Regions from separate parts of the Homo sapiens genome. Here region 2 is linked to region 1. A link is a loop called in an ENCODE intact Hi-C map of the cell type or tissue named here. Cell type or tissue: B cell. All regions are shown on one strand. Links, peaks and the distances in the headings refer to the core of each region. The heading gives the core; the rest is flanking DNA.

Evidence for each region. A loop is a pair of places that touch in the nucleus more often than their neighbours do. Peaks named below come from ENCODE experiments on the same cell type or tissue, not always from the same donor. Only the 100,000 strongest peaks of a DNase experiment are listed, where the experiment ranks them.
Region 2: it touches region 1 in a loop (2.1-fold over the local background); 1 of 110 quality-filtered maps calls a loop at or near these places.

Annotation. Positions count from the first base shown.
Region 1 is chr18:63,220,166-63,225,540 of GRCh38, forward strand. All of the region lies in intron 2 of BCL2 (BCL2 apoptosis regulator), which reads right to left. Among named protein-coding and RNA genes, the nearest start is that of BCL2, 97 kb to the right of the region's middle. RefSeq lists a silencer at 731-1,025. In B cell, for the core only: no CTCF peak of the experiment used is centred there; no DNase peak of the experiment used is centred there; H3K4me3 peaks cover 757 bases; H3K27ac peaks cover 1,887 bases.
Region 2 is chr18:63,283,018-63,288,392 of GRCh38, forward strand. All of the region lies in intron 2 of BCL2 (BCL2 apoptosis regulator), which reads right to left. Among named protein-coding and RNA genes, the nearest start is that of BCL2, 34 kb to the right of the region's middle. In B cell, for the core only: no CTCF peak of the experiment used is centred there; DNase peaks (open chromatin) are centred at 1,454, 2,094, 2,534, 4,074 and 1 weaker place; H3K4me3 peaks cover 3,265 bases; H3K27ac peaks cover 5,000 bases.

The DNA.
Region 1 (5,375 bases), core at 267-5,266:
AAAACTTTTGTAAGGGATGATAATTTTTTGTTTGAAAGACTGGTATCAAGAGCAGCTGTGCAAATAGTTCTGACGAGCTCAAGGTGATCTAGAACATAAGTTGACCGTCTGTCCCAGCATGTTAGGGAAAGTCCCAATTTATACCTGTTGTCCCTGCACAATTATTACCATTGCCCCCTTTCACTCTGAAAACTGTCCCAGCTTGCATGAAAAATTTTACAACCACTGTATCAGTGCTATTGTCAGACACCAGTAGTTTCTCCATACAACATCGGTGGTTTGCATAGGTCTACCAGGGAGCAGAGAAATGGGGCAGAATCCAGGCTTCCTGACACCAAACTCAGGCTCTATCTAAAAGAACATATTTCCTCTAGGTTTTTCGTCATCAACTCATCCACAGGAAAACACTTTGGAAAATGGTAAAGATATATAAGCCATGGTTTCTGCAAGCTAGCACTTACAATCTTGGGGAGATGAAGCACATACATATTCAACAATTAAAGAGGATCAGATGAATTCATCATATGGTGCTAATGACATGGTTCAAATGACAATTTCAAAAGGAGCTAGAAAAGGTGAAAAACCCTCTAAGAGCTTCAGACTTCAGGGAAGGTTTCCGGTAGGTGATGGATCCTGAAAGATGTCTTCAAGGAGAAAAAAAAAAAGGCGTTTTTCTTTGAAAAAATAAAGGTAGAAAAACAAACAAACTGGCACAGCAATAAGCCACTTAAATAATTCAACAAGCATTACTACTCTGTATTCAAGAAGAGAAAAACACAACAGCAAGTCAAGACAAACACAAATGGTATATGTGGCTTTTCCAAAATGTCTCAGTGACTTAAGGCTCAACAAGCATTGGATCTTGGTGTCTTGATAACCTGGCAAGTGCTGTCAGATGTTCCTCCTTGTGATGCTGTGAGATAAAAGTGACCACTCTTTGAGGTCAGTCCCACCTTTTCCACTAACTGGCCACGTGTCTGTGGGCAAGTGGTTTTATCAGTGTTGAGGCTCAGTTTCCTTAAGTAAAATGCTAGGGTTGGACAACGGATCTTTAAATGCCTTTTGATCTCTGGCAACCCATGACCCTTTACAACCAATTCCAGGTTTGTTTAGTATGTTCCAGGTTTAACACAAAATTAGATGTGAGTGTTCATTTTCAGCAAAATGGCAAACAACAGGTTAATCATATGGGTCCCTTCCCACTACAAGGATGTGAAATTCCCAAGAAAATATCACAGAGTTAAGTTTGGGGGAAAAAAAGGGAAAAAAGGAAGGAAAAGGGGGATAGAGGAAGGGAGAGAAACAGAGGCCCCAGAAATAAAGATAAAATTGAAGCCAGAGCTTTTATGTAAGGCTGACTACACAGTGCTCAAGGAAGTTTCAGACTCTCGCAAATGCTCCCGAAGCCCTGGGAATAGTGGTGAGATTCTAATGCCCATGCAGGGACATGACCTTGGTCTTGCATGAGGTAGCGGGGCCAGAACTGAGCCCCTTTCCTAAATCTCAAAGCCTCAAAAAGTCACCCTAACCATGAAAAGGTGGACTAAAGCACTCTGCCCACTGCCTCAGAGATAAAGAGCAGAACATTCCCTTGTATCCCTAGCTCAGGACACCTTTGGGAAATCAGAACCTTAAGCATGAACCACTTTCAGTTGTAAGATCGGAATTTATACTACCTGTGTATCTGAGTAGGGGAATCCCATGACAATAAATTAATACAAACACAGTTCTAGGATCATTGAAAGTCCTTAGATCTCCAGAAAAGACAAACATATGTCCACTATGTAGAAACGATTTCACAACTCAGGACTCACAAGATTCCTATAGAAAAGAGGCCGGGCATGGCAGCACATGCCTGTAATCCCAGCACTTTTGGAGGCTGAGGCAGGCAGATCACTTGAGGTCAGGAGTTCAAAACTAGCCTGGCCAACAAGGCTAAATCCCATTTCAATACAAAAATTAGCCAGGCATACTGGCATATGCCTGTAGTCTCAGCTACTAGGGAGACTGAGGCAGGAGTAATATCTGAACTTGGGAGGCAGAGGTTTCAGTGAGCCGAGATCGCACCACTGCACTCCAGCCTGGGCAACTAAGTGAGACTCCACCTCAAAAAAAAAAAAAAAGAAAAAGAAAAAAGAAAGAAAGAAAGAAAAAAGAAACAAAGAAAAGGAAAAATATCTGAGGTTGAACTGCCAGTATCACCCCCCAACACACACACAAATAAACTGCCATGAGGGACAGTGATAAAGGGAAAAAAAAAACTTTAAATCCTAAGAACTGGAAAGATACAATCTCAAATGGAGTACAAAATAAGATTGTTTAAAAATATTATAGTGATAAAGACTAAAAGCCATAAGGAGAAAATTAGGATTACATGAAAAAAAGAGAATAAGCAGATTTGAAAAAATAAAGTAGAACTCCTAGTAATCACTCAATGGAAAGGTTAGACAGTAGAGTAACACAAAACAGGCCATCAGTGAACCGGAAGACAGCCTTGAGAAAATTAAACCAAAATGTAACACAGGACTTCCAAGCAAAAATGGAGAATTGAACACACTGTATCTAATATGGCTTTCACCTGAAACGTCACTGTAACGAGGGAAGATGACCTTTTAAAAGACATAAAACCACCAGGACAATAGGAGAGGAGATTTTAAATACCTTTTGATCTCTGGCAATCCATGACCCTTTTACAACCAATTCCAGGATTGTTTAGTATGTTGTAGGTTTAACAAGTAACAAGATTTTAGAAATAACAGTAATAAGATTTTAGAAGACGGAAAGCAGATGGAGAAGCAGTGATAGAATTAACAGACAAAGGAAGCTGAATCCTCAGTGAGGAGCAGGAAAGTTAGGAACAACCAGTGGATCCTCCAAAGGCTCAGGAACAGATAGCACCGGTGACCTCTGGAACTGTGCGGAAGGGAGATGAGTCACTAAAATAAGAAGAACAGGGCAGGGCGTGGTGGCTCACGCCTGTAATCCCAGCACTTTGGGAGGCCAACGTGGGCGGATCACGAGGTCAGGAGATTGAGACCATCCTGGCTAACAGGTGAAACCCCGTCTCTACTAAAAATAGAAAAAGTTAGCCGGGCGTGGTGGCGGGCACCTGTAGTCCCAGCTACTTGGGAGGCTGAGGCAGGAGCATGGTGTGAACCCGGGAGGCGGAGCTTGCAGTGAGCCAAGATGGCGTCACTGCACTCCAGCCTGGGCGACAGAGCAAGACTCCGTTTCAAAAAAAAAAAATAAATAAAGAAGAATGTGAGGGAAACTGTTTAAGAATCAGTTAGATCCCTGGATCCTTTCCTTGAATCCACCCTGCTAGGCAGCAGCCTTTATCACAACTGCTAATACTGGAGGTTTGAACTCTGGGAGAGGATTTTGGAATTGGGAGATGCCACACATCAAATAAAAGGAAATATGCATGCTGAAGGCTGAACCCTCCAGTCTCATTCCTCATCTCAGCTCCCAGCCTGGGACAGGCAGGGCGGCATCTTGCAGCCAGGAGTCTGGAAGAGTGTTCTCTGGAGAATCTGACCATTCCCTGGTTTTCCCATTAGGAGACTTTAGGAGTTGTTAGCATTAGGAGTTCTCCAACCTATGACAGAAACATTTTATTCTACAGTGATGCTCAGAGTTGACAAGTCCCTCACGCATCCTCAGAGCTTTCAATACATCTGTTATTCATTCTTAAATATGGTCAGACAATCAGGACTGCCCGACATGCAAGGAAAGTCTCTACAGGAAAGACAGAGTTCAAAACAAACAGACTGAAAAAGACAACATGGAGGAGACAGAGACCAGGAGAGGCAAAGACAATTTCTGAAAAGAAAAAAAAATGCAGAAAACTAAGAGAATGACACACATCCTGAAAACAGAACAGAATGCTTAAAAAACTATTTATAGATGAAAAGAGGAAACTTAAGACGGTAACAGAAATGAACCCAATAGATGGGTTGGAAATTGAAGTTAAAGAAATTGTACAAAAAGAGTGAAAAAAGATAAAGAGATGGAAAACAGGTGAGAAAATATGAAAAAATCACAAAACTGTCCAGGAAGTTCAACTCCCAAATAATAGAAGTTCTGGAAAGAAAGAGCAGCTTACAGAGAGAACACAGTCTTGACAGATTGAAAGACCACAATGATCACTGAGTACAACAGGTGAAAACAGACCCACAATTAGAACAGTCATCGTGAAATTTAGAATATAGGGGGACAGGAAAAATCAGAGGTTCCAGGGGAAAAGAAAAATAAGGTAAGGCACAGAACATCAAGAATCAGAACAGTGGCAGCTTTCTGATAGCAACATTGGGAGATTGCGTGCAATAAAGCAATATCTTCAAACTTCTGGGGAAAACTGTTTTTTAACCTGGATTTTCCCGTACAAGACAGACAAGTCATCATGTGACACAACAGAATGAAGACAATTTCAGACATGTGAAGTGTGAATGTGTCTCTCAGGGATCCATTTTCCATAGGCTACTGTAAGCTGGGAGCCACAGAAATGAGAGAGTGTAAAGGGAGTTTTATGAGAACTAACACAGGACCACAACAGAGGGATGACGGCACTGAAGTGAGATACCCCAGGATGATGACTGGCTCAGCCACAGGACCAGTCATCCAGACAGGGCCAGCAGACCAAGAGCAAGGCATATGAAGGCTGTTACCACTGCACCAGGTTTTAATTCTGATAGCTGCTGGAGGCTGTGCTTCCTCAAACAATGGGGTAAAACAAGAGAGAGAATCCAACACAGAAGAAAAGGCAAAGGGAAGTTCTAGAATAACAGTGAAGACAAATCTCAGGATGTCAGCTATCTAGCAGGCCGAGAGAGAAGTCTAGCTAGAAGGAAAATGTAGGTCTCCAGCAGAGATATCACCAAGAAAAGAAGGAGAACTGACAGATTACTAATGTGATCAGCTTTGTGGAAAAAGGTACTGTGAGCCTATGGAAGATAGAGGAAAAGTCTGTACCAGGTACAAAGATCAATTAAGGACATGAAAAAAAGACAGATATTAACTTCATTGTTAAAGGTTTAGCTGTTAATGCCATTTATTTTGACAAAATAGTGAAAACACTAGGGGCTGATTTACCCCCAAATTGTAATATAACTACACTGGGAGAAAGAGGGGAGAGGAAGCTGTGGATATGATCATATCAGACAGGTAAATTTTTATCTACTATAATATAAGGTTAAGATATACATAAAATTGATGAAACAAAAGATAACAGTATATACATTATTTAGAAATGCAGAGACATATATATGCTAGAAGAAAAAGCTAAAATATACAAAGTTATATTCTTTGAGAATAGGGACTGGGGTAAGTAAAGTGGCATTGAATTGGCTTCCACAGAAATTAAGGAACCAGCACAT
Region 2 (5,375 bases), core at 81-5,080, 63 kb after region 1:
TTCTGAGAAATTCTCCATTGGTTCTGAGAAGTACTTCTATTGAATGCTCCATTTAATTTCATTTTGCAATTAATGAAACTTTCAAGACCTATTTCCCCTCTTTTGAAAAATTTCTAGTTATTTTTTTCTTGCCTTTTGGGTAATTAGGAGCAGCAAACTACTTCCACTAAGAACTAAAGGCAGTAAGTATGGCAACAAAAATACCAAATGTCAAAACAAATGTCATTTTCCGAGTTCTGAAACGCCCATCTCTCAGAATTAAAAACATTCCATGTCACCTCTACGGGTCTTTGGTTGCTAGCTCTCAAATGGATTCACGTTCTGATTTCAGTAAAATTCAACCAAAAGCTTTTAGGGTTTTTAATCTTCCTTGACAAAAATACTTAACCTTCTCCAGCCTGGGAGGTACCGTCTTTTCCTGCCTGTGAAACTCTACCAGTTTGGTAATAAAACAAACCACTAATTTAGTTGTTTATTATTCTTAGCCTAAAGATGTTTGCGTGGCTAGCTGAGTACAAATGTACTGTATCTGCGCTTCTTCTTTTTAAAGTTTTAAACAAATAATCACTGAACAAAATCAGCCAGGAATGATCTTCTGCTCATGGGAACCGTATCCCAACCCAGAACCACACGCAGAAGAGTGCAGGGCCTCGAGGTCTGTTATCTCACCAAATAACTTTCCCTATGTGGTGAAAAACTGGTTAAATCACTTTTCCAGCGATCCCGGAATTTTCAGTTCAATTCTATCCCTCCTAAGTCACCAGGGCCTCTTTGGTAATGGATGAAACCATGAAGTTTGGTTCAGAGGAAGCAAAGACACATTCAAATGTGAGACTCAACTGCTCCCCGAGGATTCTTCCTGCTTCCTAGTTTTAGGTAGATCAAGAGCACTTTTAAAATAAACTTGGCGTTTGTTTCCTATTCCAATGGAAAATCTGACTGGAGACTCCACAGCGACAGCAAAGAACCCTTACTTTTCTGGACAATCAAAATCCGGCTTTTGTCACTCTAACTGCAGCAGGTCAGCACACAGGGTACCAGTGTGTCCCTGAGCGCGCTGACGAATGGATATGGTGCTGGCAGCCTTGGCCTGGGGGCACTTCTGAGGAGCTTTAAAAAATACTAATTCCTGGGTTCCCCTCTCCAGCCCAGATATTTTTATTAAATTGGTCTGAGATGTGGCCTGGGTGGCAGGATTTATAACACTTCCTGGATGATGTTAATGGAAGCCCTTTGAGGTAGAAGAAGGTAGACAGGACTGACTGGGAGCGCATCATCAACCACCTCTGCCTCCCCACTAAGAAGTCTAAGAATACCCCAAAATAGGGGTGCAGTGGTTGAGGAGAAAAGAGAGGAAGTCACGTATACTTTTGCAGGCTTTCATGCAAGGACCCAAGTGTGTGTGCTAAGCACAGTCCCCAAACAGGGGACCCCAGAAGTCCTATTCCTAAGATCTGAATTGCACCAAAGGTAGAGAGACTCTTCCTGGGGTTATTTGAAACAAGGCAGACTTTGCCTGGCATGTATGCGCCAGACCCAGCCTCTGCAGTGCTTATGTGGCAATGCTTAAGCAGCTCCCAGCACTCGACAGGGTACTTTAAACAACTTCATTAGTTTGAAATTTTAAATCCAAAAAAAGCTACCTTCAAATGTATGACTCAAGAGCATAAAATTTCAGAGCAGAGAACACCGCCAGGCTAGTAGGTGAAGCATCTTATTTTTAAATGGCAAGGGGGAACCTTGAGTAAATATTTGGTTGCAATGTATTCCAGGGGTGGGGGGTTTGGACGGAGAGGAACCACTGGTTTTTATTCAAAATCCTCCTCCCGCTGGGCCCAGGTCAGGCCTACACAGCTCTGGCTACAGACTGTGAGAATCCTGGAAGGCTCCAGGGGCTGGCTCCCACCATGCTCCACTCCAGCAAGGGCAGACGCCAGGAAAAAAATGGAAAGGGGGAGTCAGGCATGGAAGGTTTCAGACTTGCTGCAGGCAAAAGGCTGCAGAGCATCCCCAGGGAGCAGAGACCTCACAACCAGGCTCCCTACCTCGCTGTCCTTCAGGGCCGCCCACAGCTGGCTCACCTGCAGCTGCACCACCCAAGAGACAGAGACAGGCTCACACGCAGCAGCTGGAGAGAAGGGGCTGGAATAAGGATTCTTTCTAAACGGAAAAATAAAGATCACTGGGGGAACTTCTCGCCCATCCAGCAGTTTGTGTGTACTCAGCTCCCCTGGCAGGGAATGAGGGCCCGTTGTTCCCTGCTGAAGACCATTGCCCTGGAGATGGGATGGGTGGGAAGAAAAATGTCAGTAGGGGCTCTGTCCTTGCTACCTTCTCTCTCTGGCTGACCTCTGGAATTCTCTTTCTGGCTGACCTCTGAAACTGAGTTCTGGGAACGGAAGGGGACCTTGTGATGCTCCCAACATCTCCCCAAGAATGCACGCCCTTAGTTGGAGCTGTAGCTAGGTAAGGAGTCAGCTGCAAACTGCACCCTCCCCACAATCTTGTGACAGGGGAACATATGCAAATATGAGATGGGTCACTGCCGGGGAGGTACTGGATGGGGGATGTGTTCAGGAGGCTTCTGCCAGCCATGGACTGAACATATGTCAGCCATGTGGTACGGTTCTTACACAAAAACAGAATCCTGAGTTTGGTTTCACAAACAGGCTCATCTCTCATCTCTGAGTGTGTAGCGGGAGAGGGTGCACCGTTTCCATGCAGGGCAAATCTGTCTGCATGGGGCTGGGGGTTCTGCATCTCAGCATGGGTTTGGAAAGTACTAGAAGTGCATCTCACTCAACTTGATTTAGCAAGCATGTCTTTGTGGTCCATGGCTTGTGTTGGCAACTTAAATTTGACAGCACACAAACTATGTGATGGTGATGGAGGGGCAGGTATAGCAACGTCCAGTTTCCCACCTCCAGGTAGTGGCATTCTCCCTGTCCTTTCTGCAACAGCAGCCTGGGAGGTTTTCAATGCCCTTACTTCTCCTGGGTATATCTGAACTATGTCCTGCTCTTATACACATAAAAGGGTCACTTGAGGAGCTTTGGCCATATGGCAGCTGTTTGGAAACAGGCTGCCTGATGCATTGACAACCACAAGAAATCTGGAAGAGTAAAACCTGCCCCATAGCTGGCATGCTACTTGTACATTAAAATGAGAGCATAATGTAAAAGAAATGCCTTAACACTTCCTTCACTAGGTTCAAACTTGCTGTGATTATTTAGGAATTCATTTCATTTAACCAAATATGAATTGAGCACCTTTTACACAGTTGGGGGCAGGGGTGTCCAAACAGACATGAATAATTATGATACAAAACCTATTGTATATATACACAGAAAATGGATGTAGACACAAAATGAATAAACATGAAATGAATGTAGACAAAGGATAGGTTAATTTTCATTGAAGGGGAGGCAGGAGGGTTCAACAAAGGAGTTGAACGTAGCTGGGACGTAAGATTAGGGCAGGAGTAGGGGCGAGGATTGGGAGCAGAAAGTAAGGAGGACAGAGAACTTTAATGGGAGGTAGACTGGAAAGTGGGCTGGTGCCAGCCCTGAAGGTCAGCTGTACACCAAACTCTGTAGCTTGGTATACAATGACCTCTGAGCCAACCTTCAGGGCTGGCATTCTGAAGGTCATTGAAGGGGAGGTAGGAGGATTTGGTTTGCGGCAGTTTCCAGGTGAGAGGCAAGAAGTAAGGAGAGAAGGCAGAGATGGCACAGGATGGTGGGAAGGGAGTCCTTGGTGCCCAATCTCTGCCAGGCAGGGTCCTATCTTGCTACCCCATGATCCCCACATGATGATTGCATGGAGCAGATGTCATTATCCCCATTGCAGATCTGGGTCTCCTGGGTCCCTCCTCAAAATAAGACCCATTCAAAAGACACCTCCTACAACACGGGTCTGAACTACAGGTCTCCCGAGGCCACTATGGAAGGATACTGGCACTCATTCAACAGCAAAACTGTCCCAAAACATCTTCTGTAGACATCTGTCCCTCTCCAGCGTTTTGCTTCTTGTGGCAGTTGTTCTCTTTTCTCCGTCTCTCACTTCTCTCTCTACTACCCCCTTCTTGGATCCCTTTTCTCACAAGAGCTCTAGGCCACCATTTCTTACTCAGAGTGACTTCCTGCTTCTCTGATCTGCCCATCAGTTGCCCCAGTTAGCAAGATGAAGGGTCCTCCTCAGGAACCAACCTCCTTAGAAAGTATTAGAATTCTGTATGCTCCTTATTTTATACTCTGGCTGGGTCACATTCTAACAAGGAAACTGAAGCTTGGAGAAACTAAGTGTTTCTCAAGGTGCTCAACAGAGATGTTTTAGGAAGATAAATGGCATTGACGAAGAGGATGGATGGGCTGGGAACAGGTGCTGAAAGAGAAGGATACCAATCTATGACATTTTGGAAAATACAAAACTCTAGGGATATAGAAGAGAAGAGAAGTTGCCAGGGCTAAGGGTTAGGGGGTGGCGGGCAGTTTGAGTACAAACTCTCATCATGAAATATGTTTGGGGGGTGACTGACCTGTTCTGTATACTGATTAGAGTAGTGGTTACCTCTCTGTTCATTTATCAAAACCCACAAAGCTACACAAAAATGATGAATTTTACTGTAGGTAAACTTAAGAATAATTTTTGAAATGACAGGAAGACTGGCTAGGAGGTTACAGCATATGCAAGAAGGAATGAGAGGTTGAATTAGAGCAGCAGCAGCAGCAGGATAAAAAAATAATAAAATAATTTTAAAAACCTAAAAACCAGAGATCTAGGGAAGAGAGACTTTTAGAAGCAGGATTCAGATATGTGGGGAGTATGAGTGAAGAACTCAGATATGCAGACTTTCAGGGCTGGAAAGAATCTTAAGAGATGATCCAGGAAAGCTCTATCTCACAGATGAGAAAACCAAGTTGAAAATGATTTAAGAGTTTGGGGCTCTGTCTGGGTGGACAGTGATATCATTAAGCAGACAGAACAGACATAGATGAGCAGGCGAGAGGAGGAAGTTGATGAGTTCATTTTGGACATTTTGATTTTGGAACATTTATGTCACCAAGATTTCTTTTTTTAGTTTTTAGGAATTTGAAAACAAAATTGTTGGGTTTTGGCATTGAGTGCAATATCTTTCCACAAATACTGTTTCATTACAGCTACAATGAAAAAGAACTTTGAATACAGATCCCTACATGAAGATGACACATTAGCTTCTTCTGAGTTGTTTTTGTTTTGTGACTTTCCTTCAGCATCACAAAGAGGGAATGACACTGACCCAGCAAAGATTTTAGGCACATTATCCATTAACATACTTGCCACGAACACTACCATATTTTCATGTGTTTATATAACAAAGCTTTTCCTTCCTTATT